2 separate regions of the Homo sapiens genome follow, and region 2 is linked to region 1. A link is an interaction called in ENCODE POLR2A ChIA-PET data of the cell type or tissue named here. Cell type or tissue: GM12878. All regions are shown on one strand. Each heading gives the region's core, and the rest is flanking DNA. Links, peaks and the distances in the headings are about the cores only.

Region 1 (16,761 bases), core at 5,384-13,383:
TTGTGCACATGTACCCTAAAACATAAAGTATAATAATAATAAAATAAAATAAAATAAAAAAATTATTCTGCCTTCTTTTGTCTTTTTCTTCTTATAGAGTTACCTCCTCCCAAAACATGTTGAAGATTTTAAAACTATCCATCTGTTACCTCATATTTCCCCAGTCCTTCCTGTTAGTTCATTTTAAATTTCGACTCCAGAAGACCACACTGGCAGCTTACTTCTCTGCCTGTAGCCTCCAAGAGGCTCCTAGCTACTTGTCTTGATTTCCTTGCTTATCCTCATGTTTATCTTTCCATCTGGAAAAAAATTATGCTGCCATAGAGAAGAAACCCTATTGATAACTGAAGTCATAAAATATTTCTGATAAATATTTTTTCATACGTTTTGTTGCCACAGCTTTTCATTAAGCAGTAGTAATTCAAAACAGATAAGAGCATGGACACAGGAGCCAGACAGTTTGATTCATCTAGTTTGACCAATTCCTGTATTGGTGATCTTGGACAAATTGTTTAACTGTTAGTAGCTGTCTCATAGTAACTACTATATAAATGATAGTATTTTTATTTGCAAAGAAACAAAATATCATCATCATTAAGGCATGGATCAGACATCTTCTCCACTGAGTTATTTCAGGTTCTCAGGGAAAATCTGGTTGATTAGGAAGATTCCTGGTAATGTATCTTTCAGAAAAAAAAAAAAAAAACAATTCAATTTACCTACATACTTTAATTTTGTGTACTAAACAATTTTAAAATTTCCATGGATATATGTGTTTTGGAAATATATTATGGTAGTATTTCTAAGACGTTTAGGAGTTAATTAGCCATTCATCGTGGTGCATGCCTGAAGGCCCAGCTACCAAGAAGCTGAGGTGAGAGGATCACCTGCTCTCCTTTGGAGGTCAAGGCTGCAGTGGGTTGTGATCTTGCCACTGCACTCCAGGCTGGATGAGAGAAAAAAGAGCATGTCTCAAAAAAAAAAAAAAAAAAAAAAGGAAAAAGAAAAAGAAAAGAAAAGAAAACAATGCCCACCCTGTGGTTTTAAATTTTCTTTTTCAGATTTTTGTTTTTTACTCTTTTTTTGTACGCTTTTGATTTTAGGGGGCAGCAACTTCCCTAAAATGCTAGAAGCCCACAGCAGATTCAGATCAAACAAATATAGTTTCATTTTCTTCTACTGTTTTGCTTTGGGAAAACGTCGAAAGATAGTGAATACTTATTTACTGTGCTGGTTTTTGTTGAGTTAATATTTCCTATCTCATGTTTTTAGATATAAATAAAAATTACAGAACTACTTGATATCTTTCTAATCCCAAGCATTCATTTTAACTTTTTGTATTTTAAACATTACTGTTTCTTTAATTGCCATACCATAAGTATTTACAGGTTTTGAATGATATGCACAGCACGTTTCTAAATACTTTAGGCAATTGTCAAGACAACACTGATAGTCAAAGATTTATGGAGACATGTAGTATGAGGTAGACCCATCAGATAAGCAAATTTTGATTAGGTAGATAAGGAAAATATATGATATTTAAAGGCTTGTTACATTATCAATTTTGTTACTGAACTTCCCCAAATATGTGGAACCTCAAATTGGACCCAAATATATAAATATATTTATACCTATATGTGTAGATATTTGTAGATATATTTTATGTGTAGATATGTGTAGATATATTTTATCTGTGAATGTCTAGCAACTGACAAGAGCAAAAACAGGCCCACTTCCACTTGTTTATCTTGTTTAGACATTTAAACTTCCAGCTGTAATCATTAATTACTTAGGGGCAAAAATTTGAAGACGTTCATAGAAGTTGCCACTCCCTTAGAAAAGGAAATTATGTAATTCATTACATTCAATGGGAATAAAGTTGAGCTCTTACTGAAAAAAGTCAGTTTTTTTAACTTTCCTCTACAAATTTTCAAAAAACTAGATGAAAAGAAACATTAAGAGTATTTGTAAATATATAAAGAAATCTTCAAGTCTTTCTATATCAATTATTTTAGTTAGTAAGTGATGACATTACTGATTTCAATTACATATATAGGTTATACTATTGTTATCAAATTGTAACTGACTTTTTATTAAAATTATTTCATGTCCAACTTCACAAATCTTTGAAAAGCATTAATTTATTTCCAATTCTGTTAATTTAAATTATTTTGCTTTCTTTTGTCTTTTACATCTTGGCTTTCTCCTCACATTACTTTTGACCAACTTGACTGATCTAAGACAAAAATTACAATAGCTGTATATTTTAACTTAGATGATCTATATTATATATATAGCAATCAATAATTTTAACTCTTTATTCTTAAAATGATCCATATTATTTTCCCTTGCATCATATTTTATTTCCTGAAAAGTAGAGAATACTAATAAAATAATTTCAGGGCTTCTCCTAGCAAATCCTAGTTAATTGTGTCGGATTGACATCAGAGATAAAAGCAAGGCAAAACAAAATGTAAAGACTCAATGTCGCTAAAAGAAAAGAAGAAAAGAATAAGTTTAACAAATATTTAGAAGTAAGAATGTAGATAGAGAAGTATTATCCTAGTTGCTATTAGTAGTCTGCTCATGTTCCCTCTGATCCCCTTACCAAGTCATGCACACAGGCTGTGTTTGCTCCTTCATGCTCTGTAGCCAAGAGCATCACTGTCAGAGAACTGTTTCTTAGATGCTAGGACCTACTCTGTGTATCAGTATATGCCAAACAGCAGCAGGTGGCCCTTTCACAATGACTGACAGATAAGACAGTATGAATACACCAGTTTCCTAGTCTCATAATTGGACCAACACTGGATCTCCAGAACATCCATGTAGATTTAACCTAAATAATTATCTGGGGATTTGGGTTGGCACAAGATCCTTGCTTCAACTCTTTCCCTTCCCATCCCACTGCCTCAACTGCCTATTGTTTTTTCCTGGGAATCCTTCCTAATAAACCACTTTCAAAAAAATCCTCATTTGCTTTTGGGAAACCAACCCAAATATGAGTGACAACTGATTAAGTCCTGTTAATAAAGTCACCACCTAGGCTTGTGAAGAGTGACATATTGATGATAAGTGAAATCCATCCTACAGAATCCCAGAACATTTCATCATTTGGAGACACTCTGAGAAACAAGGTAAATGCAGTGAGCTTAAAAGGAGATTGGTTGAAAATCTGTTTAAAAAGCACTTGGAACTCTATGGCTCACATCCTCATATGCTTATGCCCTGCTAGAAAACAGCATAGACTTGGAGATACCAAATATTGTAGAAAATAGGAGAAGTAAGGATTAGAGTAAACACTGCATTATAAATATGCTGGACTCAGCTGTCTTTCCTTCCCTGGTTCCCAGAAAGTCAGGAGACAAGTACACATAACCTACTCCAACTGTAAATGTGCACCTCCACCAAAATTAAGCAAACTATCTTGTCACTATAAATAAGCCTAGGAAAAAGATTTTTGATATCATAGTTATAAGTGTTCCACTGAAAATGCAACATTGACATTAAATCACCACCAGGTGGCCAGTTCTGTCAATGAATCAACTCACACTTAAATAGGAAAGGGCAGCTAGGGGTCCACAGCAACCTAGGGAAAACCTCCGCCAGTGAAAAAGGAGATAAAATAAACAAATAGAAGAAAAGAATGCCTAGGAAACAAAGACTAAAGAAAACTAATTTATTTTCAGGATGAGAGCAATGCTGAATATAAGCATAAAACATGTATGCTATAAAAAATCGGAGGACAAACAAGCTCTTGGAAATTACAAAGATAATTACTTATATACTATTCCTTCCCTCACCAGAATGGTCAGCAGAAACATTTAAGGACATCTCTTCAACAGTAAAAAAAGTCAAAACTAAGAATTGAGAAATACTGCTACAATTAGCAATTTGGAGTATAAATCAAAAATCTCCAACATCTTTTTAACAGGATTTCCAAAAACAGAAAAAGAGGGAAGAGAAAGTTAGCAAAACAGTAGTAGAAGAAAGGTCTCCAAAACCCAAGAATTCCAGTCTCCATTATGAAAGAATCCATCAAATTTCTTGTATAATGAAAGGGAAGAGGCCCACACTAAGGTACATTTCCCAGCAGTTTCAGGAAAACAGGAACAAAGAAGAGCTTAGTGTCCAGAAATGAAGAAGGAAAAAAGTTACAGTGACAAAAAAGAGGGAAAAAATGGTATCGTTTCTTAGCAGCACACTAGATTTTATAAAACAGTGCCTTCATTATTATGTGTAGGTGGATGATAGATTGACGACATTTTCATATATGCAAAGCTTCAAATAATTATCTCTTAAGATCCTCTTTTTAGAAATCTACTGGGAAATGGGCTTTAGTAAACAAAGCAGCTAAAAATGAGAAAGATACAGGGTACAGTAAAGCAGTGAAGCCTTTGCCCTTATTAAGGATATATTCTATTAAAAGAGAGGCAATAAGTAAGTATATGAAAAGTGTGATAAATGTTAAACAGAAAAACAAAACAGGATAAAGAGACTGAGATATGACGGTTGGGAGATACTTTGGATGAGTTGCAAAAGACAGCTTTCTAGGGCATGAAGGAAATATAGGAGAGCCAAATGAATACCTGGGTGAAAAGTGTCCTAGGCAATGGGGGTAGCAAATACATCCCTGAGAAAGAAGGATGTTTGGCTTCATGAACAGCAGGGTAACAAGTGGCTGAAGCAGACAATGAGCTGCAGTGGAGATTAGGTCACCAGCTTGGAGAAATAGTGAGAGTCCATGTCATGTGGGGCTGCTAGGGTTTGAAAGATGCTTTAGATTGTATTCTAAATGTGATTGCCCATGAGAATCTGCTGGAGGATTGAGCAAGGAAGTAGTATGACTTGATTCACATTTTTAAAAACCCTGATAGATGGAGAATAGCTGACAGGAAATGATGCATAGACTGGATTAAGAAAATGTGGCACATAAACACCATGGAATACTATGCAGCCATAAAAAAGGATGAGTTTGTGTCCTTTGTAGGGACATGGATGAAGCTGGAAACCATCATTCTCAGCAAACTATCGCAAGGACAAAAAACCAAACACCACATGTTCTCACTCATAGGTGGGAATTGAACAATGGGAACAGATGGATACAGGAAGGGGAACATCACACACCGGGGACTGTTGTGGGGTCGGGGGAAGGGAATGGGATAGCATTAGGAGATATACCTAATGATAAATGATGAGTTAATGGGTGCAGCACACCAACATGGCACATGTATACATATGTAACAAACCTGCACGTTGTGCACATGTACCCTAAAACTTAAAGTATAATAATAATAAAATTAAAAAAAAGCAAGAAGACCAGGTAGGCTACTGTACTTGTTTTGTCTGTTTAACTTTCAATATTCATTGTGCCTCCTTTGCTCTCAAAATCCTAATAGTTTCAATAATTTAAATCAAGACTGACATGATCATTTCCACTTATATTTGAGACATTTTGGCACATAAGTCCATAAGTGTAATAAGATAACAATAATCTGACAGGAGACAACAAACAACAAAAAATTCCAGAGATAATTTCCCTAGAACTCAGTTCTCATATAATATGACTATTTTCTTATTTGTAACCATACATTATGACATCTATTAATGAAGAGTATATACAAATGTTAAAATGGCTGATGTGTATTTATATACTGTAGAACCAGTGTTCAAAATGGCTGATGTATGTTAATAGTATGAGGCTAGATATGACATTTTGAGTCTCGAAAAATAAATAATTGAGTGGGGAGGAGAAGAAAAATAAGTAATCTGTTTACATGCTCAGAAGGTTTTAAAGATTTTTTTATTTCAATAGTTTTAGGGGTACAAATGGCTTTTGGTTACATGGGTAAATTGTATAATGGTGAAGTCTGGACTTGTAGTGTACCTATCACCCAGATAGTGTTCATTGCACCCAATAGGTGATTTTTTCTTTTTTACCCCTCACTCCCCTCCCTTGTTCATCCCTTCTGAGTCTCCAATGTCCATTATACCACTCTGTACAACTGTGTGTATGCATGGCTTAGCTCCCACTTGTGAGACCATACATGCTCAGATTTTGAACTTTTGCAGAAAAAAAACCTGAATTACAGAAAATTGCTTCCCTATAATACCAACACCTTCACCAAGTAAAGTTAACCTGATGATCTAATCAAATATATGAAGAGATAATTGTCTATTTGATAGTCATGCCAATTTTCTTTTGTCTTTTTTGCGTGGTTGCCATTTTATTTTTTACTCTCATTGGAAAAAATATGTTTTGATTAAAAGAAGCATATTCTTAAATGGAAGAAATGTTTGTTTTAAAGCAGCCATCATTATATTAAATTTAACCTGGGACATATGCTAAAAATGGAAGCTGGTGTCATAATGTGCTTCTGGTCCTCTGGGAAAGTTTTTAACTCAGCAGGCTATGAAGATCATGATAAATCCTCAGGACAGTAATCCAGAAACTGCTAATGATTGCATTCTTACATGTTAAAGAAGATGTGCAGAGTCAGCAAAGAACACTTAAATACAAGCAGGAAGAAGATGGAAATCAAGGCCTGCTTGCACAAGGGAATCTTTTACATGCAGACTACAGTTTTTACGCTTAAAAGTTGTCAAGAAGCTCTATTACCACATATTCCAAATGATGCACTGATTAAGGAAGGTCAGTATGTCTTTTGGGAGGTTGACAGTCATGATATAGTAACTATGCAAAGCTGCAAGTCTCTGGAGTAATATTTGTGTCTAATCTATACGGTCACAGGAAATATAACTGCCAAAAATGCCATATTTATCATCTTGAGTAGTTTTATCAGCACTACCTGATGTCGTACTCAAAAGAAAAATCACCAAAAATTTGCTTGGTCATTCAATCATGTATCCTTTGTGAAATGTGCTTGAGGCAATCTCTGTACCTGGTGCTCACATAATAAAGGTGAAAATGAGACACTGTCCCTGCCCTCATTGTGCTAAAAAATAAGAGAAAAAAAGATAAATAAAATATTTTAATATAATGTGATAACTGCTATCATAGAAGCAAAATCAAAATGTTAGAGAAAGTGCCACCTTAGCTTGAGGATTCTCCATAAAATGTATACACAAACCTAAGAATAAGGAAGAACTAATAAAAGGTATAATCAAAGATGCCTTTTTAAGCATGAGAAAACAAAAAAATAAATTAATATTTTTACATTCTCTAAGTTCTTTAACAACTCTAGCACTAAAGTCTTCCTGTTTTGAATCTACCTCTATTGCTTTTCTACTATACTGCACAAGCAAAAGGTTTTTTTTAAATTAATTTCTGATCGTATAAATATTTAGAATGTTCCTCTTACATATGATTGCCTTTTTTAGAATTTGGCAATAGCATTGCAAACAAAAATAGACATATTTTCTTTGATATAGCTTATATAAGAGCAGGGATATATTATTCAAATAAATACAAAAGTAAAAATTAGTATTTAGCTTCCAATATAAGGACCATGCTGCTAACACCAACCCTCCAGCAATTAACCACTACAAAATGTGCACAAAATACAAAAATAATTACTTGAAGGTTTTGTAGGGTGAAATGTGCAGGCAGGATTTGAAGGGGAGTCAAAATATGGAAAATGGGATCAGAGGAGGATGGTTCTTATTTTGCAGGTTTAGTTTGAGGATAGGCCATGATCACTACCCAGCCCAGGGCAGCTGAAGCTCCATAAGAAAACCTGCAATCTTTCTGTCTTGTAAAACTATAAAAGAACGGCTGAAGGGCCATAGTCACCAGGAAGTGAGGGAGCAATCCTGAACAAAGAGTGTCGCAGCAAAGGAACCCCAGTTCCTGTGTGTTAACTCTGACCAAGTAGCTGGCTAATGCTTGAACAATAAACACCTTAGACAAGGTGCAAAAATTTAACGGAGAAAGGGTCTTCCCCCCACTGTAGATGGGAAAGGTTTTGCATTTTGAGTCTAACTACATCACTACCTGTTGAAACAAACAAAAAATTTAAGACTTTTCTGAAGGAATATAATAAAATCCACAGCCTCCACAAAATAACATTCACAGTGTCCAAAATAATATTTAAAATTATGTGAGTATAAGAAATATAGGGAAATGTGGAAATTTGACCCATTTACGAAAGAAAAGCATCAGAGATCAATGCTGAGATGACTCAGATATCATAGTTCAAGGACATTAACAGGTGGTGTTACTATGTTCAATGAATTAAAAGAAGTAGCATTATGATGAATGGAAAGATGTGAAATCTCAAAAGAGAAATATAAAAGATTTTAAATCAATCAGATGGAAACTTTAGAACTATGAAGATACATTACCTGAAATAAAAAATTTCTGGAATGGGCTCAATAGCAGAGAAAAGAGTCAGTGGCCTTGGAGATAACAAATAGAATTTATTGAATTTTAAGAACAGAGAAAAAATAATAGGAAAAAAATAATCAGGGAGTCAGGATCCCTATTGTGTGGAAATAGATCTAAAATATGTGTAGAGTTCCAAAAGAGAGAAGGAACAAATGATAGAAAAAAATATTTGAAGAGATAATGAAAATAACTAATTTGGAGAAACACAAATGAACAGTTTTAAGATATTCGGTGAACCCCACATGGGTTTAGCATGAACAAAACTATGCACACATCATAATCAATGCACTAAAGACAAAGATAAAGAGTAAATCTTGAAAGCAGCTAGAGAAAAACAACATATTACAATTGTTTTAGAAAAAAATTGAGTGACAGGGACTTCTCAGAAAAATGTATGAAGGCAATAAGATAGAAGTCCAGTATCTTTAAAGAACTGAAAGAAAAAAGTAAATAAACTATCAAATCAGATTTCCATATCTAGCAAAATATGATTCAGAAATAAAGGCATGCTAAAGACATTTCAGATAAATAAATATAAAAAAAATATGCAAAATCTTTCAGAATATAGACAAGAAATTAGTTTCCCCAACTTGTTTTAGGAGGCCATCATAAATATTATACCAAAACCTGCAGACATTAAAACTATAAATAAAGTTAGGTACAAATAGTCCTCATGCACATAAACATAAATATTTGTAAAACATATTAGCATATTAATTCAATGTTAGATATGGTTCATCCCAGAAATGCAAGGCTTAACATATGAAAATCATAGGAATAACAATTGAATATAATAGGGCTATAGGAACAAGGTTACGTGCAAGTATTAACTGTGTGCATGTATATGTATACACACGTACATTCACAATAAAAGATTGGAAGTAAATTAAAATAAAAAATTCCACTTAAAATATTATTAAAAATCTACTTAGGAATGAATGTAACAAATGTTAAAGGACTTTTAACTGAAAACTATAAAAGATAGTTGAGAAAATGTAAATACAACAGACACAATAATGAAGAAATAGTCTCTGCTGATGCGTAGGAAGACTCAATACTGTTAAGTTGGCAATTTTTCTCAAATTAACCTTCAAATGTACCCTATTCTCAATCAAAATACTACTAGTGTATATATATATATTAGATATTGACAAGCTGATTCTAATATCTATGTGGAAAGTTAACAACATAGAATAACCAAAGCAATAACAAGAACAAAAAGAAAACTGTAACACTTATATTATGTGAAAACTCATTTTCCATCTGTTTTTATCCAGTAATATAGTCCTTGCACAAGAATCATCTTCATAGATTAATGGGAAAAATAGAGTTCGGAAATAAACCCGCACCTATTTGGTTGAGTAATTTTTTTTAAAACAAAGGTGTCAAGGCAATCAACTGGGAACAGAAAGACCTTTCACAAATGGTGCTGTGAAAATTAGAAATCCACAAGGAAAAGCAAAAAAAAAGCATCTTTCCTTCCCTCACATCATACATGAAAGAGAACACAAAGTGAATTATGAGTCTAAAAGTAAAAATGAAAGTATAGTACTTTTAGAAGAAAACAAAGAAAATCCATGTGACTTTGGTGTCAGCAAAGATGATATAAATAGGGTATAAAACCATAAGCCACTAAAGAAAAAAATAATAAATTGAATATTATGAAAAATTTTTAAATGATCTTCAAAGACCCTGTTAGGAAGAGACAAGTCATAACCTGGGAGATATTATGAATAACACATAGAGCTGACAAAGTGCTTATATCCCTCTAGAATGTATAAAGAACTCTTACAACTTAATCATAAGAAGATAAATGCTTCAAAAAAATAGGTAGATCTCAGCAGATATTTTTCAAAAGAAGTTGTAAGTTATAAGTGCATGAAATGCATGTGTCTCATTAGGAAAATCCAAAGTAAAACCACAGCAATATACTACTACACTCCCATGAGAATGGTTAAGAATGGTTAAAATTAAAAAGCTAACAATAGTTGGTATTGATAACCATATGGAACAATTTGAACTCTTATAAACTGCTGATATGCATGTCAAATAGTACCACGTTGGAAAACCAAGAAATCTGCAAGTTTCTTAAAACATTAAACTTCCACCTGACAGATGACCCAAGGTATTTATTTAAGAAACACAAAAACATACCTCAATTCAGTTGAAAAACAATAAAGACAGACAGATACATAGAGAGACAAGTGGTTGGGAGTCAGAAATTTCAGGTTCTGTTGGTTGAAATACTGTTTTAAAGCCACTTTTGACAAAGCAAGTAAGTATGCAGACCAACATTTTCCAACATTAAACTAACTAAAGGAGTATATCTGAATAATAAACTTAATATCATGTCATCATAAGCATCACTAGTAAATCCAAGAAGAAAGTCAGAGATGGAATAAATAACTGGAAGCCACACTGTATGCAGATGCCAAAAAATAGGCAGCTAGTAATACACCATGGCCTATGATTAATGCAAGAGAGATGGTCAGAAACAAGGCCTGAGGTTGAAAGAGAAGTTGCTCTTAGCTAGAGAGGAACTTTTAAAGAGAAAATACTCAGAGTAAAGCCACACATTTCTGTCTAGAAAAGAAATATCTGACGTGTTCAGCTCAAGGTTTAATCTACCCAGATAAAGGGCAAATATAGCATGCTGACTGGGGTAAAAAGTAAAGGATGAAGGATTAAAAGATGGATTGTAAGAAGATTCTATTTTTTTCAGAGAAAAACAAAGAAAAAAATGAGAATAGATCAACATAGCAAATCGAGGTAAAAACAGAAGGTTGCTAGGGAAAATTGGAATAACTCATGGACTCTAATTTAGTTTTCAGACTAAAGAGGAATGTCAAAAGCAAGGACCAAAAAGAGCATTTGGACTAAGACCAAAAACTAAGAGTTTTTCTTAGTCCAAAGAGATTTAAATCATTGTGTCTCTGATCAGAAACTCACAAGTTACAAATAATCGAAATGTGAGAGCACCTACACCTAACCCTTCTCTAGGGAACACCACACTGCTGTAGCCATTGCGCCTGTTATGAAAACACACAACTATTAAAAGAATTTGTAAATTCTGAGATAGAGTAAGGGGGAAAATATGAAAAGCAGAAAGAGCACATATGGAGGCTTATTCTGATGTTTGAATTTCAGACAAGGCCTGTCCCATCTTTTGAGATCTCTGCCCAAATATATATATCTTTCTATAATATCTGAGTTTCTATTTTAACCCTTATACAAAAAATATAGTTTTTTGAAATGAAAATTCAGTTGGCTGGCATGAGAAATTAGATACTGTCCTCATATGATATGAGTAAATTTAATAATCAATGGTATATGGGAATTTCAATAAGTCAATAATTAGTTGAGTTATGGAAGTTTTGATTATGATGAGACAAATGATTTGCAAACAGTATTAGTAAAGAAAAGCAGTGAAAATAGTAGTAGAAACTAAGATAAATAGATAAAGAATGTAGGAAAGGAAGAGAGAAAAGTACTGAAAGTTTTCTTAGGCCTCTTCTGCATCAGATATGGATGGGGAGAACATGGGTGTATCTTTCTTCTCCTTCCTGAATTATGCAACCCACTTCTTCTCCTTGACACCAAAAATAGGCTAGTTATGGTGCAATAATTGAATCTCATTGTAGATTAAATAAACTGTAGTGGATTGTTTGAGTGTGGGAATCTTAGTGCCAATTGTAGTATTCCTTTGTTTTTATGTTACAAATATGTGTTTTAAATAAAAAATGAATTTGTAGTTTAGGAAGGTAGAGAATGGTGACATACTTCAATTATTAGTAATGGCCCCAACTCCTTTAGGATTGTGGTTAAGTTGCAATCTTTAACTCTTTATGTGTAAGTTTTTATTATTTTGAAATGAGGCTAGAAATGCCATAACCTAAAGTAGAAATTGTATTTAAAACAAAAGAAACAAAGAACATATCTTCACTGATCTGAGGTAGCTCAAGCAGAGGTAGCTCTAACAGAGGCAAAACAGTAACTTTGAAAATAATTATTGTCACATTGGCAATCACCAGTGATACTTGCACTCAAGGGTTTCTTTATCATTGGTATCTAGAAAAGTTGAAGGAGGAAGATACAATGGCCTAACTTTTATTAAAGTACAATAATATGTAATCTGAGCATCTAACAGGTGGAAAGTTGACATTCAAATTTGATACTCAAAATATAAAAACACCGATTGAATCCTGTTTATCCTTTAGTGAATGTGTATTTAAAATCAGGTGGTCATCAACTAAAATTGAGAACTGCATAGGTTTTGAGTATACTAGGGTTTAGTTTCTGATCATAATTCCGTTCTTATAGTTCAGTCAATTATTTTACAGGTTGTGAGAATGACACTCCTGGAAACATTTTTGTGTACCATATTTCTAAATATTTCACCTAATGATTTGACATTTTATAGAATGAGAAAAGTATTCCGAGACACAGCATCAAGCTGTTTGCTGTTAGGGGTAAAAATCACATTGGCGAGAGTAGCTAAACTTTTACAAAATCTTCCAAAATGGGTATCTCCAGAATAAAAGCTATCAGGCTGTTTATATGTACAAAGAGAGATAGAAGCCTGAGGAAAGAAAGGAAAAGGATGTGGTAGGCAAAGTCAAGTTACTGAGAAGTATATGCCTGGAAAGAAATGTACACAGTGTTTTATAATAAGATTTTAGGTCTTCTATTAAGATTCAATTCATTTATTGTTGGAATATTAAATTGCACATTTGAGTTCCTGGTAATTGAATTACTGATGGTCATACCAAAATCTTTTATTAGGAGTAAATTTCAGTTTAAAACTACCTGTTGGATACGAGTTTTGAAAATGACATGGTACTAGAGTGTGGTTTAATACCTTTGCCAAACTAATTAATTCTCCACTAATTTATGTTTCAATTCAGACAGTTTTTATCACAGTGTGTTTAAATTTGAAGACTAGGAGCATGAATCAAAATGTCACTGGGCCCATGAATTAGTGAAAGATGGAACAATGTGTCAGCATTAAATTGGTGAATAGCAACAGCAAGAATTATCTACATGGGGATCAATATTGCTATTTAACTTGATGCTACAAATATTTGACCTTATAGATGTTAACTATTCTTGGATTACACTTGCTTACTCCCATTGCCAAATTATGAAAATCTGGTAAGACTAAAATTATTTTTTAAAGTTAATTATTATAATTATCATGGCATACTGAAAAGAAGCTGATTAAAATATTGTTTATATTCACAAAAATATCTACATTTTATAAAGGAATACATTCTTTATTATTCATAGACACTACTGGTGTATAAAGTTCAACTACATGCTGTGTTATTTATATTCACAAAAAATGACATCTATATTCTATAAAGGAATACATATTTTATTATTCATAGTCACTACTGGTGTATAAAGTTCAACTATGTGCCATATGTCAATTATTATCAAATGAGATATGAAAGAGTCACCTTTACATAAGCATTTATTGCTACACACATATACATATATATACTACACACATATACATATATACACATAGTTTCATATGTATATACACACACACATACACACATATGGTTAAAGCATAAGTATATATAATTTTACTAGATTCTAAATTGTGTCTAGAGTCAAGATCATTAAAAACCAATGATGGAAGAGGAAAAATGCCTTGAAAGACATTTAAAATTGCACCAAGATAATGAGAATTGTGCATATTTGAAACATGATAGTCAAATGAAATTATTTTAGAGAATGAAATGATGAGAGATAAGACTATAAATGTTAGTATGTTCAAGAAAATGAATATACTAAAAATAGACAAACATTTGACCTAAAACAGGCTTTAAAGTCAGACATATAAGGAATATGAAAAAGAGATGGACAATCTAATATCAAATAGCACTTATTAGATAAATAAATACATATATAAATGAGTATAAAAATTATCTTCCAGATAGGACAAAGAAATGCACGGTTTTGTTGCCCCGTTTAAATATGGGAAACAAATATGAGACACAAAAATGTTTCCAGTAATGTCATTCTCACCACTTGGAAAACAATTGGTGAGACTGGCCTGTAAGAATGGAATTATGATCAGAAAGTAAATGCTTCTGTACTCAAAGATGTGCGATCATGGTTGTTGCACATCTGGAAGAAAACCATGTCATTTTCTGGTTATTATTGGGAAATACTTTTATGGGTCCTCTATAAGGTAGCTTAAGAAATCTAACTGTACTCATCATAATTCATGAGAAGTGCACGTACAAGTCTTAGTTAAGCACAGGGAGACTCGGGTGGGGTGAAGACAGGGAGAAATGTAGGGAACCTACCTCCTCCAAAAGACAGAGAGAAAAGAGCGTTTTGAAGTTTGGTATAAATATTTAAAACCAAATATGTTTTTTGAATACAACTCATTTTTTAGTTGTTTCTCCAACTCACCCAGATTTGTATCGTTTCATCTGATCTATTCTTTTTTTCTATGGACATTGATATAAGGCCCAGTTCTTAGAATAGATGTCAAAGAATATTGTGAAGTCAGCACATTAGTTCACATCACTGACTGATTTTCATGCTTTCTTATATCTGTGCAAAATATTAATACTTTTATTCACTTAGAGTAAATACCAGTCAACAGGCTTTTTCTAAAAACTTAATGATTCCCTGCAGAGTATGTAAGAGAAGTCAGAGTTTGGAAATTATAATTGGCATAGTGAAAATACAGATAGGTCTGGAATATTAAACTGAGGCTAGAGAAAAAATGGTAGGGATGAATTATTGCTACTTATATTCAGGATCAATCTACATCTTGGAATAATCATTATTTAGGACATGACTCTGTTGGAAAGTAGTGGGTCTAAGAACATATGTAACACACACACACACACACAGAGTTAGTGTATTATTTTATCAGATGGAGTCTGCTCTATTAGCAGTATCACAGTTAACACTGGCTTCAGTGGGTGGTTTCACCTGCCTCTCTCCACGCAAATAAAATGGGCAATATAAGAAAGAAGCATAGGTATCCTATGTGTCTCCTAAGTTTAGTTACAATCATAGAACTTAAAAGCTATAATAAAACTTAGAACCACATTACTCACCCTCTATTTGGTATAATATTAGAAAAGTAGCTCTCTAGAATGGAAAAACAAACAAAAACATTATATGTTAAAATATGGTAAGAGACATTTGCATAAGCAAAGGTAGTGTATTTCTTTAGAACTTTTCAGAGCTGATTTGGGGCTTCCAGAGTCATTGCCTTTTATACCCCAACATACTCTTGTATTTAGTCCTTAAGGCTGAGGCCCATGTTAGTAGCTTTGAGAAATAGTGTCCCCGTTCTGCTCATCATGATAATCAGCTCACAAATTCAAGTGGGCTGTCCAGAGAAGAAGTATAAACAAGGGGCACAAACATAGAAAAAATAGGGGTTAAGAATATTTTGTCTCTGGAGTCAGGAGGCACTAGATGTTTATCCCACTTCTATTAGCTGTGTGAACTTGAATAAATAAATCCCTTAAGCCCCAGTTTCCTCACATTAAAAATAAGGCTGTTTAAGCCCCATTAAAAAGTCAGCAAAAAACTTAAAAAGACACTTTTCAAAAGAAAACAAACATGTGGCCAATAAGCAAATGAAAAAAAGCTTAACATCACTGATGATTAGAGAAATGTAAATCACAACCACAATGGCATATCATCTCACACCAGTCAGAATGGCTATTATTAAAAAGTCAGAAAATAACAGATGCTCACGAGGTAGTGGAGAAAAAGGAACACTTACACGTTGACGGGAGTGTAAATTAGTTCAACCATTGTGGGAGACAGTGTGGTGATTCCGCAAAGACCAAAAAACAGAAATACCAATTGGCCGAGAAATCCCATTACTGGGTAAATACCCAAAGGAATAAAAATTATTCTATTATAAAGATATATGCACATGTATGTTCAGTGCAGCACTGTTCACGATAGCAAAGACATGGAATCAACCTAAATGCCCATCAATGGTAGACTAGATAAAGAAAATGTGGTACATGTACACCATGGAATACTATGAAGCCATAAAAAAGAACGAGATTATGTCCTTTGCAGGGATATGGATGGAGTTGGAGGCCATTATCCTTAGAAAACTAACGCAGAAACAGCAAACCAAACACCACATGTTCTCATAAGTTGGAGCCAAATGATGAGAACACATGGACATATAGAGCGGAACAACAAATAGTGGGGCCTAACAGAAAGCAGAGGTTGTGAGGAGGGAGAAGATCAAGAAAAATAACTAATGGGTGCTAGGCTTAATAGCTGGGTGAAAAAATCATCTGTACAACAAACCCCCATGACACAAGTTTACCTATATATCAAACCTGCACTTATAGTCTTAAATTTAAATGTTAAAATACATACACTATAAATAGTAGGGCTGCAGAGAG
Region 2 (16,761 bases), core at 3,625-11,624, 99 kb after region 1:
ACCCTTCTCTTATAGGAAGCAGAAGACTTAAGCTACAAATACAGAGACAGCATAGATGCTCTCAAGGTATAGGAAAAGGCATTTGTGGCTAGAGGAAGGGTAGAAAAAAACTAATAAACCCCTCTATTACTGAAGGGAGGTAGAAAACCATCTTGGGCCCAAGATACTCTGTTGCTACCAAGCACAGGACTCATTCCACTGAGGGAAGGAAAGGAAGCTCCTAAGACCAGCTACGAACATAAGCAAAGTTTGACTGCCATAGAAAAGGGCAAAAATACTGAGAAAGTTCACACAATTTTGTCTCAGATTCAAAGAGCCTGTTTAAGAGTGAGGCTGGACCAGAACAAAGAACATTCCTGACCCAACATGAGCCTAACAGAGAAGTCTAAGGATAAGAAAAGGCAGAAGCACAGGGTGAGAGATGGAGGATGGGGAGAAAATGCTAAAAGTTGTTGATGAAGAACTAACACTGAGAAAAAACCTCTAAGACTAAAGTCCCCACCTTAAGCATAAAACAGCAGGCCACCACTGGAGGAATTTGAAGACTGGGTCACTGACATTAACCATAGCCGAAGTAAAAACAAAACTTAAACCTCATTCCTTGCCTTGACTATCCCAACTCATACTTTAATGTCCTGAGAGAATAGGCATGTTCATTTCAAGATGTAAATACTATTTGCCTCAGCATTTACAGTTTTACACATAACATCCAGTATTTAATTTTTAAAATGATAACATATACTATTTTAATGTATGTAACAACATAAGGGGAAAAAATCCCCAACACATTGTCCAGAAACAACACAATCAAAAAGATCTGACTCAGAGATTACCCATAACCCACTCTCCAATAATGATATTAAAATATCTGTATTAATATTTTAAAGGATCTAATGAAAAACATAAGTAACATGCATACATAGATGGGAAATTTTAACAGAGAAATACAAACTATAAGAATCAAATGAAAGGCCAAGGTGAAAAAAGCTCTGATATTATAAAAGAGGAAAGCTTCATGGGCTTGGTAGTAGATCTGAAACAGTCCTCTGGCCTATATACTAAGGTCTCAGAGTTTGCTTGCCTTTTTTTTTTTTGGTCCATATTGGCTCAAAGCGAGATTGTTCCATGAGCCCGGGTTGAAGCTGCAGAAGTTCCTATTACGTAGTCTGCACTACATTCTAATAATCTAACAAGTCACTAAATGCATCCCAGATTCCAGAAGAGGGGAATTGGACTCCCATTTGCTACCCAAATAAGAGAAGAAGCAAAGAATTTTTAGATATCTTTAATCTCTCATCATGGATGTATTTCCCATTCCTTCTTCCACATGCAAACAGTCATCTGTTAAAACTGATTAGTGATATATCTATTAATATAAAATATTCAGATGCAAGTAACTTCAGAAGGTAAATTTGTGTAGATTTTACAAGGCTAAACAGAAAACAAAGAAAGTAGAAGGAAATCATATTTTATTGTCCTAAATCTTTAATTTATACTCTAATGGAACATCATATACCAGGCTAGGAATCTGTTGTACCTATAACCTACCTAAAGTTTTTAACTTATTTTTCTGATATTTATCTCTAAGTCACTTATATCATAATTCCTCAATTATATCTAGAATAATAATTATATATTTTAAAACATATGTTTTTCTCTTTTATATCCAAGTGTTTTCAAATTTAATCTTATATTCTATTGCCATTATGCTAAAAAAAACGTAAGATATTAAAGGTAAACTTAGGCAACAAGTTCTTTCTTTTTTTATGGTAAAAGCCTGATCTAACTAATTTTATTACCCACTGGATTTAATGAATTATCTGAATAAGTTGATACAGTAGGGTGGCCTTGTTGCAAGAAACATTAAGAGAAATGCATGTTTTAAACAGTTGAAGCAGTTATATTAGAATCCTCAAAAATAGGCCGATCTATAGTATTTCATGCTTTTATATTTAAACTTTCTTCTTTTATTGCCAATAAAGGCAGAAATGTTGAGAAGACAGAGGGTGAGTCCATAAGCCAAATGTTGACAAGAATTATATTTTTACTCTGAGTCTATTTTTTTACTTAAATGGTTTCTCCCAAAAGTTAAGAAAAAGCATTATGACTCATATTTATGACTGATTCTGAATCTACAGAAATGAAACAAATTTGCCATTTGTACCGATTTAAAAATGAAACAAAAATTTTGAATAACTTTTCAAGAATGATATGTAGAACTTTTTTTGCTACTTTAAAAATGTATTCTAATTTGACTAAAAATTTTTAAAGAACCTAGAGAATTAATTTGATCACTTTAAATGTTTTAATCAAAAATTCTGCATACTATTTCATTGCCATCTAAAGCAATTAGTCATATCATCTGTTTATTAAATTTCAGAATGCATGTGTTTTAATTTTGGCATTTTTCATATCAGATACACTTAAAACTTTATATATGACTTGAATTATAATTATAAGAAATAGTTAAGACCGACAAGGTTAATTTTATGCCTTTATTTATAATATTGCTTTTAGTCTTTGAGGAAAGAAATTGTCTTTGTTCTTTTAGTGAGCTTAATAAGTTGACATTTTAGGAAAATTTTGTTCATATCGCGTTGGTCTGATATACTGAACTTCTGATTAGCAACTCAATGATCAGCTATGCTTAGAAACTTTAATACCTTTTCTAGTGATAGGATATGATAACAGCCTGTAACCCATGTAGTTTTCCTATTTCAAAATATGTTTAGGCACTTTGATCAATACATTATCTTCTGAAGTGTGTAGAGGGTGCTTCCAGGTCATTGTATGGAAACATACTCTGCCCCGTCCACATCTATACTTTTGGGGGGAGCGTTATTTGCACTTTTCAACCTTAATTTACTTTACTTCAGAGTTTTACAAGTCTTGAACATACCCTGAAGGGTATTTTTGCTAGGGAAATTCTATTATCTTCAAAAAAGAAAGAATGATAAGAAGGTTTAAGGGAAAATTAACAAATGAATAGGTATATCCTTTGACTTCAGTTTAAATTACAAAATGCAGTCTTTGCTAATTTCCCTTTAAATTTAAATCAAAGTATTTATTTCACATAGAAAATTAGAATTTTTAATTACCAACACATTACATTTAAGAGAAATAAAATGTAATTATTTTTTACCCTGCTGCACAAAGATTTGTTAAATGAAAGACCTGTTAATTTAAAAGCTATTACAAGTTATGATTAATAGTCACAATACTTATTGGGAATAAATTGCTTGAACCTTTAATTAAAAGTTAAATAGTCGTTAAAACTATGTTATTTGGAAAGGAAAGGGTCTTAAGTTCAAATTTTTCTAATTTATTTTTAAATCTAGTTAAAAGTTAAACTGTAACATCTTTCAGTGTACCAGTTTTGAACTAATAGTTGGAGAGATACTGATATGGTATACTTTTCTCTACTTTGATACTAAAACACAGCACAACAAAAATTATCTTTATGTAAATGGTAACATCATTGACATCCATGAATTCTGCTTTTTTTTTTTTTTTTTAACAGCAATTGCCAAAGCGTATCCCCATTCGGATTCAATAAATTTCCTGATTCTTGATGGATTTTTTTGGCGCACTATCTTTGGACAGGATAAAAGTGAGGAAAAAACAATTATACATAAGTAAATTAACCCATGATAAATACCAGCAATTAAGACACCATAGCATACTAAAAATGAATACTGCATCAATTGAAACTTGAAAGCAAACACACTGGAATAAGTCTCTATATTTTATAATTTTTTAATGTCTTTGATCACCCTAAAGAAGAAAAAGAAAAATAAATAGTTTCCCCTTGAGCTATGGAGTCTGATTAAAAATGTAAAGAATAGGAGTGAGAAGAATGGGACTCATCTTTCACTGAGCATATAATAAAATATATTTACTAAGATGAATGACTATGACAAGCTGTGTTCTCTTTCAGAACATTTAAAAGTCTGCAAAATGTAGTCTGCTTCTTTGACTACAGAAATTTATGAAAAATTTCTTGTCGAGGTAGGAATTCAGTATTCAAATTGTGCATGAACCTTGAGATTATCAACATTTTCCATCTTAAAATATATAAAAATGATTTCCCAGAGAAAGCACAACTCTATCTGCAGCTTCCTAAATGTCCATTTTTAAAATAAAAAAATTACTTGATTATTCTTTTATTGTATTATTATATTATTATATAATCTTATATTATTATATTATATAGCTGTGGGGTTTCTCTCTTCCTGACCTCAAACACACTCTAACTTTGATAAATTATATTGATTTGAATTGTCTCCACATCTCACAAGATTAAGACCCAGAAAGTCTGATGAAGTGAGTTACAATGAACGCATTTTTCTAAAGCTAGGGTGAGTAAATTTATCTATTTTTTTCTTTTTTTTAATAGACTTCACAACATAGTATATGGCAACTGCAAGTTCTTTCTGTTTCTTAAAGTAAAGCTCAAACCCTTTTTAATGGAAAAAAAATTTATGGTTATTTAGCATTTTGAAACTTCAGTTTACATTTCAGAGTACAAAGATCAGAGGTGATTGTCAAGATTAAATGAGATAATGTATTGCACAATGTTTAGGTCCAAATCTTGGCTCAGGTCAGTAATCAGCTTATTGACTTGAGTGGGTTACTTAACCTCTCTGCCAGCCAACTTTCTTGTCAAAAACATGAGAATAAAAGCACTCTTTACTTATGAGACAATACATGAGATAATGTCTGTAGAGCACTCAACACCACCTCCTGTTCATATTAAATGCTTATTAAATATGAGTTGTTGCTGCTTTCACTGAGACTATATAAAGTATCTTGTTCTGGCTTTGGCAAAACATATACAAAACAATACAAAATGACCTAAAATCAAAATGCTAGGAACTACAAGGTTAGACCTCATTTCTTCTGAGGTATCTTTTACCTCCTTGCCATCAGCAGCTTCACCATCATTTATATCAGCATCCTCCAGGAATGAGTAGGCCTCCATTTTGAAAGTCGATAAACATACAGAAGAAATTAGGGATTGAATACTTCTATGCATTCTTCAATTTTATGTTATCCTTGCTGAATATTATAGAAAATTAAATCATCAATAATATTGAAAACATCCCCCAAACTCTTAAGTTACTTACCATGATCTGATTTAAATGATTGGTAGTCATACAGAAAGGCTTCATTTAAAATCTCTGATTTACCACAGACATTATTGAAAGGCTAATATTCCCATTATATTGAGTAGACAAGAAAGCCCACTCTCTTTCAATCAGGATTTCTCAGTTTTAATTTCAGGAATATATTTTTTCAGAAGAAATCAATCTGTGACCAAAAACAAAAGTATTAAGATCTTTGTTTCCTGACTAATCCTCCATTAAGACACAGAGAAGTTGTTGAAATGCGTATTTGATAAATAAACAGAGATTGAAACTTAACTTTCATTATGGTTAAGACAGTAAAATTAATTGTACATTGTCTTACCAAATATTTGCATATCAGTAATAAATTAGCAACATTAGAGTCAAATTTGAAACAACAAGATAGCATAAAACTTGAAGATTATTTAAAGAATGAAAGAATAAATTATTTAGTATATATGAATAATATGTAATGAAGCGTGATAATGCTTTCTTTTTTCCAAAAGCTTTCACAAATAATTCTAGGGAGAAAAATCAGCATATCAAAGATTTCAGAGTGCAGCCTATATGTAGAAGACCAGTTAGGTTCATGATTAGGTAATGGGCATATGTGGTGAATGGTAGGAGTCCTCAAGGAATGTGAGATGGATTTGAAGTTATTATGAGTGGAAACACACAAATACAGTGATATGGTTTGGCTGTGTCCCCACTCATATCTCACCTTGAATTGTAATAATCCCCATGTGTCAAGGGCGGGGACAGGTGGAGATAATTGAATCATAGAGGTGGTTTCTCCCATACTGTTCTCATGGTAGTGAATATGTCTCATGAGACCTGAGGGTTTTATAAATGGGAGTTCCCTTACACACACTCTCTTGCCTGCTGCCATGTAAGACAAGACTTTGCTCCTCATTTTCCTTCTTTCATTATTGTGAGGCCTTCCCAGCTATATGGAACTGTGAGTCAATTAAACCTTTTTCCTTTATAAATTACCCAGTCTTGGATATGTCTTTATTAGCAGGATGAGAACAGATTAATGGGCTTTGGTAGAAACTGAATGTTTGACTATGAGTCATCAAGTAACCATGTGACCCTGAACTGCCTATCATGAACTGGGTGTTTTCTGACCCATCTAGCCATGAAGTGGGGCATACACAGCAGCATTCCATCATCAAATGGAAGTGGTATATACCTGATCAGGATTGAGCAGTTCCTGAGAGCACAAGTAAGTTACATGAAGAAGTGGTTCAAATGCCCATGGTCCCCACTCCTGCTGTCCTGCCTTCTCTCCCCCAGACTGCACTGATGGCCTTATGGGGAGCTTTCTATGATAAGTTGACAGAGGAAGAGAAGACTAGGCCCTGGTTTATAGACAGCGTTGCACAATATGCAGGCACCACCCAAAAGTGGACAGCTGCCACTCTATAGTCCCTTTCTAGGACATCCCTGAAGGACAGTGGCAAAGGGAAATCTTTCCAGTCAGCAGAGTTTTGATCAGTGCATCTGATAGTGCACTTTGCTTAGAAGGAGAAATGGGCAGATGTTGTGATTATATACTGATTCATGGGCTGTTGTCAATGGTTTGGCTGGATGGTCAAGGACTTGGAAGAAGCATGACTGGAAAATTGGTGACAAAGAAATTTGAGGAAGAGGTATGTGGATGGAACTCTCTGAGTGGTCGAAAACTGTGAAGATATTTGTATCCCATGTGAGTGCCCACCAAAAGGTGTCCTCCGCAGAGGAGGATTTTAATAATCAAGTGGGTAGGATGGCTTGTTCTGTGAACACTACTCAGCCTCATTCCCCAGGCACCCCTGTCATTGCCCAATGGGCACATGAACAAAGTTGCCATGGTGGCAGGGATGGGCTCAGCAACATGGACTTTCACTCACCAAGGCTGCCCTGGCTATGGTGCCCAATTTGCCAGCAGCAGAGACCAACATTGAGCCCTTAATATAGCACCATTCCTCAGGGTGATCAGCCAGCAACATGGTGTCAGGTTGATTATATTGGAATTCTTCCATTATGGATAGGACAGCAGTTTGTCCTAACTGGAATAGACAGTCTGGATATGGGTTGCCTATCCTGCACACAATGTTTCTGCCAAGACTACCATCCCTGGACTCACGGAATGCCTTATCTACCATCATGGTATTCCACATAGCATTGCCTCTGACCAAGGCACTCACTTTATGGCTGAAAAAGTGCGGCAGGGCCAGGCGCGGTGGCTCACGCCTGGAATCCCAGCACTTTGGGAGGCCAAGGCGGGCGGATCACAAGGTCAGTAGATGGAGACCATCCTGGCTAACACAGTGAAACCCCGTCTCTACTAAAAATACAAAAAATTAGCTGGGTGGGGTGGCGGGCACCTGTAGTCCCAGCTACTTGGGAGGCTGAGGTGGGAGAATGGTGTGAAACCGGGAGGCAGAGCTTATAGAGAGCAGAGATAGTGCCACTGCAGTCCAGCCTGGGCGACAGAGCGAGATTCCATCTCAAAAAAAAAAAAAAAAAAAGTGCGGCAGTGGGATCATTATCATGAAATTCACTGGTTTTACCATGTTCCCCATCGTCCTGAAGTAGCTGGATTGATAGAATGATGAAATGGCCTTTCAAAGTCACAATTATAAGGCAAACTAGTTGAAAATACTTTGCAGGGCTAGGGCAAAGTTCAGCAGAAGGCTGTGTATGCTCTAAATGAGGATCCAATATATGGTACTGTTTCTCTCAAAGCCAGGATTCATGAGTCCAGGAATCAAGGGGTAGAAGTGGAAACGGAACTACTCACCATCACCTCTAGTGACCCACTAGCAAAATTTTTGCTTCCTGTTCCCATGACATTACATTCTGCTGGCCTAGAGGTCTTAGTTCCAGAAGGAGGAATGCTGCCACCAGGAGACACAACAATGATTCCATTAAACAAAGTAGATAGCAACCTGGCCACTTCGGGCTCCTCCTACCTTTAAGTCAACAGGGTAACAAGGAAGTTACAGTGTTGGCTGGGGGGATTGACCCAGACAATCAAGATGAAATCGGTTTACTACTCCACAATGGAGGTAAGGAAGAGTATGCATGGAATACAGGAGATCCCTTATGGCATCTCTTGGTATTATCATGCCCTGTGATTAAGGTCAATGGGAAACCACAGCAACCCAATTCAGGCAGGACTACAGATGGTCCAGACCCTTCAGGAATGAAGATTTGGGTTACTCCATCAGGTAAAAAACCATGACCTGCTGAGGTGCTTGCTGAAGGCAAAGGGAATACAGAATGGGTAGTAGAAGAAGCTAGTCATGAGTGCTAACTACTACCATGTGACTGGTTGTAGAAACGAGAACGGTAATTGTCCTGAATATTTCCTCCTTAATTTTTTTAAGAACATGTTTGTGCATGTATACACTTGTACTAAAAAAAAAAAAAAAATTATTTTATTTTCTTTCTTTTTCCTCTATCACGTGACATAAGGTTTATTGACTTTATGCTGGCATTTAAGTGTTGTTAACTTTATGTAATAGCATTTGGTTTGAGGATTGGTGTGCTTCTGCTTGTACGAAGGATAGCTGTATTATGTTAGGTGTAATTATGACCTTATTATTGTCTTTATTTGAAGATTATGTATGATTTCAGGAGATGTGTATGGGTTCAAATTGACAAGGAGTGGACTTGTGATGATTTTTGGCTTTCAGGTCTTGTGATTTAAGAAATAAATTTTGTAGGGCTATAGCAGTCATAGATAGTGATTTATCTGATGGATCTGGGCAAAGTTCATTGAAAACTTTCTGGAAAGGATTATTCGTTCTAGATGTCATTTAAGAACATTGGCAATTCATGGGAGGAGGTCTAAATATTAACATTAGTAGGAGTTTGGAGCAAGTTGATTTCACCTCTCATAGATGACTGTCAGGGGTTCCAGACTTCAATGGAGAAAGCCACTGCAGATGTTTTGGAATAGCAAGAGAACTAGAATTAGAATTGGAATAGCAAAAGAACTAGAATTAGAAGATGTGACTGACTTACATCAATCTTATGATAAAGACTTGAATGGAAGAGAAGTTGCTTTTTATGAATGATCAAAAACAATAGTTTCTGGAGACAAAACCTACTCCTGATGAAGATGCTGTGAACATTGTTGAAATGACGGCAAAGGATTTAGAGCATTGCATAAACTTAGTAGGTAAAACAGTAGCAAGGTTTGAGACGATTTATGCCAATTTTGAAAGATGTTCTACTGTGGGTATAATGTTATCAAAGAGTATCACATCATACCGATAATTATTTCTGAAAGAAAGAGTATATCAATGTGGCAATCTTCATTGCTTTCTTATTTAAGCTACCTCCACAGTCAACCCAATCGTCAGCAACCAGGGCCGAGATGAGTCACCCCTCTCTCCCCTCCTGGCTATTATGATCCACATCGCAGGGGTGTGAGGCACCCCCTCCGATATGAGGACTAATAGCACACTCCTCTCCCTGCCGGCTATTACGATCCACATTGCAGGGGCCTGAGGCACCCCCTGCAATAGGGGGAGTAATAGCACCCCCTCTCCCCCCCGGCTATTATGATCCATGGTGGATTCACAGTCTGTTTACTATATTGTGAGTAATATCATCTCCCCCTCTGGAAATTGTGAACTATTTCACAGACGGGTGTACACCCATCTGTATTGGGAGTAATAACATCCTCTTCCTCTCTGAATATTAAGAACAGTATCACAGGAGTGTTTCTACTCCCTGCGATATTGGGTGTCATATCCTCCTCTCCCACGTTGAAATTAGAAACAATATCACTGAGGGCGTGTACACCTTCTGTGATATTTAAAGCAATATCATCCTCTTCCCTCCAGGATCATGGGAACAATATCCCTGGAGGGTGTACACTTTCTGCGATATATGTAGTAATATCATCCCCTCTGCCTTCGAGTATTATTAAGGACCATCTCACACGGGAGTGTACAACCCCTGCGATATTGGGAATACTATTATCCTCTTTCCCCCCTGCATATTTGGGAAAATAGCAGAGTGAGTGTACACCTCCTGCGATATGGGAATTAATATCCTCTTCTCCCTTTCTGGATATTAGAAACAATGTCACACGGGGGTTTACACTTTCTTCGATATCTGGAGTAATGTCATCCTCTCCAGTTTTGAATGGCAAGAACAATATCTCAGGGGGGATGTACACCCCCTGCCATCTTGGGAGTAATATTTTGCTCTACCCCGCTTAATATTAGGACAAAATCCCAGCGTGGGGGTACACCTGTACTATATGGAAAGTAATACCGTCCTCTCCCTTCCTGGATTTTAGGGACAATATTACAGGGTGGGTGTACACAGCCGGCAATATTGAAAGTAATGTCATCCTCTCCTCCCCCGGATATTAGGAACAATATCACAGAAGGGTTGTACACTCTCTGCGATATTGGGAGTAATATCATTTTCGCCTCCTCTGAATACTAGGAGCAATATCCCCGGGCAGATGTACACCCACTGTTATATTGGGAGTCAGGTCATACTCTATCCCCTGGATATTAAGAGCAATATCACAAAGTGGGTGTACACCCACGGAGATACTGAGAGCAATATCATGCTCTCCCACCCTGGATATTAGGAACAATATCACAGGTGGGTGTACATCCCCTGCAGGGCAAAGAATAATATTATCTTCCCTTCCTTTAGCTATTGAGAACAATATCACATGCAGGGGGGCTACACCCCCTGCACTATTGTGAGTAATATCGTTCTCTCTTATTCTGGATAGTAGGAAAAATATCACAGGCAGAGTGTACAACCTCTGTGATATTGAGAGTAATATCATCCTCTCCCAACGTGGATTTTAGGAACCATATCACAAGAGGCGTGTACACTTCTTCGATATTGGTAGCAATATCATGCTCTCCTCCCTGGATATAAGAAACAATATGACGGGTGGGTGGACACCCCCGCGATATGGGGAGTAATATCCCTACCTGGATATTAGGATCCACGGTGGACACACAGCGTGATTACGATTTTGTGAGTAATATCATCTCCCCCTGTAGAAATTTCGAACAATATCAAAGACGGGTGTACACCCTCTGCAATATAGGGAGGAATATGATCCTCTCACCCCACGCCCTTGATATTAGGAACAATATCAAAGGAGCATTTATAAACCCTGCGATGATGGGAGTAATATCATCCTCTCCCACGTTGAAATTAGGAACAGTATCACTGGGAGCGTGTAGACCCCATGCGATATTGAAAGTAATATCATCCCCTTCCCTACTGGATCATGGGAACAATATCACTAGGGGGTGTACAGTTTCTGCTATATTGGGAGTAAAATCGTCTTCTCCGGCTTGGAATATTAAGAACAATTTGACGGGGGTGGAGGGGGGTACAATTTCTGCAATATTGGAAAAAATATTACCCTCTCTCCCACTGCATATTAGGAAAGCTATCACAGAGTGGGTGTTCACCTCCTGCAATATAGGGAGTGATATCATCTTCTCCCCTTCTGAATATCAGGAACAGTATCACATGGGGGTGTACACTTCCGGCGATATTGGGAGTAATATCAACCTCTCGGCCTCTGAATATTAGGAACAATATCACAGGGTGGGTGTACACCTCCTGCTCTATTATGGGGAGAAATATATATCTATTATGGGGAGTAATATCATCCTCTCCCTTTCAGGATATTAATAAGAATATCACACGGTGGGTGAACACAGCCTGCGATACTGGAATTATTATCATCCTCTCCCCCTCGGGATACTAGGAACAATATCACAGAAGAGGTGTACACTCCCTGCGATATTGGGAGTAATATCATACGCTTCTTCCGTGAATATTAGGAGCAATATCACCGGGTGGCTGTACATTCATTGCTATGTTGGGAGTCATGTCATACTCTACCCCCTGGATATTAGGATCAGTGTCACAGGGTGAGTGGACACCTACTGCGATATTAAAACTAGTAACATGCTCTCCATCCCTGGATATTGGGAACAATATCACAGGTAGGTTTACACCACCTGCGATATTAGGAGTAATAATATTATTAATTATTAAACATCACTCTTAATAATAATTATCAATGGTAATATTAATTAATAGTATAACGTTATTAATCATTAATTATTATTTTAAATATGATTATGCATGATTAAAATTAATTATTGCTTTAACGTCATTTTTCAATATTAGTTATTAATCTTAATCTTAATTATTGTTTAATAACCAACATCACTTATGACTGATTTAATTAACGTTAATTACTGACATGATTATTTTATTATTAATAGTGATATTGCTATTAATTATTAATAATTAATAATTAATATAACTGTTCCCGATCTCCGTGGGGGAGAGGATGTTACTCCCAATATCGCAGAAAGTGTGCACCCCTCTATGATGTTACTCCTCATAGCCAGGGCATAGAGGGTGACATTATCGAAATTATCGCCATGAGTTTACATCCGTTCGGTCATCTTCTTCCTAATATCCTGGGTGGGAGCGGATGATATGAATCCCAATATCGCAGGGGGCGTAGACTTCCCCCTTGATACTGTCCCTAACATCCAAAGGTGGAGAGGATGATATTTCTTCCAATTTCGCAGGGGGTGTACACCACCCCTGTGATATTGATCCTAATATCCAGGGGGCAAGAGGATGATCTTAGTCTCACTATTGCAGGAGGTGTACACTCCCTAGGGATATTGTTCCTAATATCCAGGGACGGAGAGGATGATCTCACTCCCAATATAGCAGGGGGTGGACACCCCTTCTGTGACATTGTTCCTAATAGCCAGCGGGGGAGAGGAAGATATTACCCCCAATATCATAGGGGGTGTGCACCCCCTTGTGACATTGTTCCTTATATCCTGGGAGGGAGAGGATGATACTAGTGGCAATATCGCAGGGGCTGTACACACCCACTGTGATATTGTTCCGAATATCCCGAGGGGTAGAAAATGATATTACTCCCAATATCGCAGGCGGTGTACATCCTCCTGTGATGTTGTTTCTTATATTCAGGGGGAGAGGATGATAGGGGTTGTACACACCTCCTGCGACATTGTTCCTAATATCCCGAAGGGGAGAGCATGATATTACTCTCAATATCGCCGGGGTGTACACCTCCTTGGTAATATTGCTCTTAATATCCATGATGGGAGAGGCTGGTATTACTCCCCATATCGCAGAAGGTGCACACACACCTGTGATATAGTTCCTAATATCCAGCGGGAAAGATGCTGATATTACTCTGGATCTCGCAGTGGGTGTACACCCCCAACCCCCCTGGGGTATTGTTCCTAATATCCAGGTGGGAAGACGATGATATTGCTGACAATATCGAAGGGGGTGTACAACTCTTCTGTGATATGGCTTCTGATATCCAGGGGGTGACTGGGTGATATTTCTCCCAATAACGTAGGAACTGTACACCATCCTGTGATTTTGTCCTTAATAACCACATGGGGAGTGGTGATATTACTCCCAATATTGCAAGGGGTGTACACCCCACCTGTGATATTGTTTCTTATATCCAGGAAAGGAGAAGATGATATTACTACCAATATCGAAGAGATGTACAGCCCCGTGGGATATTGGTCTTAATATACAGGTTGAAAGAGGATCATATGACTCCGAATATAACAAGGGGTGTACACCCCTCCTATGATATGAATCGTAAAATCTAGAAGAGTGAATAACATTGCTTCCAAAAATAGACGGGGTGTACACCCCCTCTCTGACATTGTTCCTATCATCTACAGGAAGAGATGATGATATTACTCCCAATACTGCAGAAGATATGCACCCGCCTGTGATATTGGGCATCACAACTAGTGGGGGAGAGAATGATATTACTTCAAATATGACAGTGGCTTTACACCCCATCTGTGATATTGCTCCTGATTTCCAGTAGCTAAAGTAGGATGTTCCTCCCAATAGAGCAGTGGGTGGACACCCGCCCTGTGATATTTCCCCGACTATTCAGGGAAACCCAGGAGGACATGACCCCAAATCCCGCAAAAAGTGAACACCCATTGTGTGATACGGTTGCTAATATGCGGAGGTGCAGAGGATGATATTAGTTTTCATACCGCAGGTTGTGGTACACACACCCTATGAAATTGTTCCTAATAGCAGGAAAAAAGAGAATGCTAATAAAGGACACAGATCGAAGGGGGTGAGGCCCCCCCCGCGATATGGGGAGTAAGAGCCAGCCCCTCTCCCCGCCTGGCTCTTAGGATCCACATTGCAGGGGGGTGAGGCACCCCCCACGATATAGGGAGTGATGGCCACCCCCTGTCCCCCCTGGCTATTACGATCTACATCGCAGGGGGCTGAGGTACCCCCTCCTTTTTGGGGTTATAGCACCCCTCTCTCCCCCACCCTGGCTATTATGATCCATAACGCAGGGGGGTGAGGCACCCCCGTTATATGGGAACTAATAGCAACACAGAGAGACATGACTGTACCCCAACAAAAACACTAAAAGTTGTGAAGGCTCAAATGATTGTTACCATTTTTTTTAATCAATAAACCATTTTAAATTAAGGTATGCACCTTTTTTACACATAATTCTATTGCACACTAAATAAACTATAGTAGAATTTAAACACAACTTCTATATGCACTTGAAAATGAAGAAGTGTGTGTGATTGACTTTATTGTGATATTTGCTTTCTTACGGTGGTCTAAAACCAAACCGACTATATCTCTTTACTATGCCTGCAATTGTAATATTTGACTTTCACGAAATAAACGTGAAATAGTGTGTGCATTCTATAATGGGGATGTCTATTCTCCTTAAGAAGGGCGGTTTTGAACAACTAAGCTCTTTTTAAGAAATGGTGTGAGATTGCTATTGAAATTTCTCAGTTTGCATGTTTGAAATATTCAAGATAAACAACTACACAAGTGTCCATGTGTGGATGCCTTTTCCACTTAACCATGTGTAAGCAATTTGAAATGTTGAATGATTCAATAACTGCCACTTCTTAGACCCAGAACTAAAAACAACATTCAATGTTGTTACTGAAAACATCGGTAAGCAACCAAGTAGAAGGCCCTGCATATACACAAACTTTTCCATCTCATGGGTTCGAATGGCTGTTTTTCCAGGTATGACTAGAATAATAGTTTAGCATTCTATTCCCCAATTTATTCTTGACGTCTGAAAATTCTCACTTAACTAATAATTTATGGAATTCTTACCTTAGACAACCTATGTGAAGAGTTTGCAGGCTGACAAAGGTTTTAGGGAGAAAACGTAGTCAAGTGAATAAAATATTGCCAAATTCAAACTTAAAAAAAAAACAACTTTAAGTTTTCAAATGTTGGTTTTAACTGATTTTATTATAATTTTGAATAAAGATATCTATTGAAGCAATTTATAAATGATAATTATATTACAATGTTAACCACAGGGGCCATTTTCACCTATAATATGATGGAAATAGTTACACTTATTCTCACGTGACTTTTATTCCTTAGTCTCAGTTCACCTTGTCTTGAAGGGCTTTCTCACTACCTGAGAGAGATAGGTAGTGAGGGAAAAAAAACAATAAAACAAAATATACAACCAAACAAACAAAGTGGGATGATGCACAGGGAGGGTTTCTGGGGACTTCCTGAAGTGGAGTGGGTTAGAAGGAAGATGTGGAAGCAGAGAATGGAGAGTGAGAAAAATAGATTCTGTATAAGTCTTGATGGCAGAGAAGACATTTATGAGCATATGGCTCTCAGGTAGTCCATAAACTTTGAAATTGAATGGGGGTATTGTTTAAAATTTCCTTGAAATTAATCTTTTATTAAGATAAACCAATGAGCAGATTGTATAATATTGAAAGTCCTCTGATATGAATATTGAAAGACATGATTTTGTAGGAACAGGTTCTGCCTCAGTGTTATTTACAAGTATTATGAAAAGCAAATATGTCATAAATTAACAGTGAGTTGTATAGAGAGTTTTATTTCATAGATGGATTTGTAATTGGCTAATACTAGTTTATTTGACAAGTGTTGATGATATAGACACTCTGTAAACATTATGGTGGGTTTATTCTGTGCTTAATTACCTAGATACATCTTTTATGACCAATTCTTAGATCTTTCTTCCAGAAAACTATTTCTCCTTTTGCTACCTTTTAAACTCAGCATGCTACATGTGAACTTTATAATATAGCTTCTGGATAGCCTTTCAGCCTAATTTCCTAGGATATCTACTATATACTCTTATTTTCAGCTATCTTTACCTCTCCCACTGTTTCCCAAATGCAGCACATTCACACACCCCTCCATGTCTTTGTTAAACTCTCCTGTCTCCTGGAATGCCTTTCTCTTTTCATTTTCACTCCTGTCATTAGCTTGTCAAATAGTCCCTCCACCAAGGTAACTTTTGATCAAGTCTGCTCAAGTGACATCTTTTTCTTTCTATAACTTAGCCTATTTTTTCATGGCTAGGTAGTGCTGCTTTATAAAATTTTCATGAAAAGTATTAGGCATCTTTATTTTAGCACTTAAACACTAAATTATTTAGTTCATTACCCCAAGACCAATAGCCTAGCTTTATAGCTGGACAAAATAGGGAGTCAATAATTATTTGTCAAATGAATAAATAAATCAACAAAATCCTCAGTAAGTGATA

What was found. ChIA-PET counts read pairs that join two places held together with the same protein. Peaks named below come from ENCODE experiments on the same cell type or tissue, not always from the same donor. Only the 100,000 strongest peaks of a DNase experiment are listed, where the experiment ranks them.
Region 2: POLR2A ChIA-PET joins it to region 1 with 10 read pairs; 2 of 35 experiments call an interaction of 5 or more read pairs at or near these places.

Annotation. Positions count from the first base shown.
Region 1 is chr9:10,852,521-10,869,281 of GRCh38, forward strand. No RefSeq gene overlaps it. Among named protein-coding and RNA genes, the nearest start is that of LINC03131, 98 kb to the right of the region's middle. In GM12878, for the core only: no CTCF peak of the experiment used is centred there; no DNase peak of the experiment used is centred there.
Region 2 is chr9:10,953,495-10,970,255 of GRCh38, forward strand. LINC03131 (long intergenic non-protein coding RNA 3131) reads right to left here and starts at 5,058. Exons shown (of 2, transcript XR_007061416.1): 1 at 4,916-5,058. In GM12878, for the core only: no CTCF peak of the experiment used is centred there; no DNase peak of the experiment used is centred there.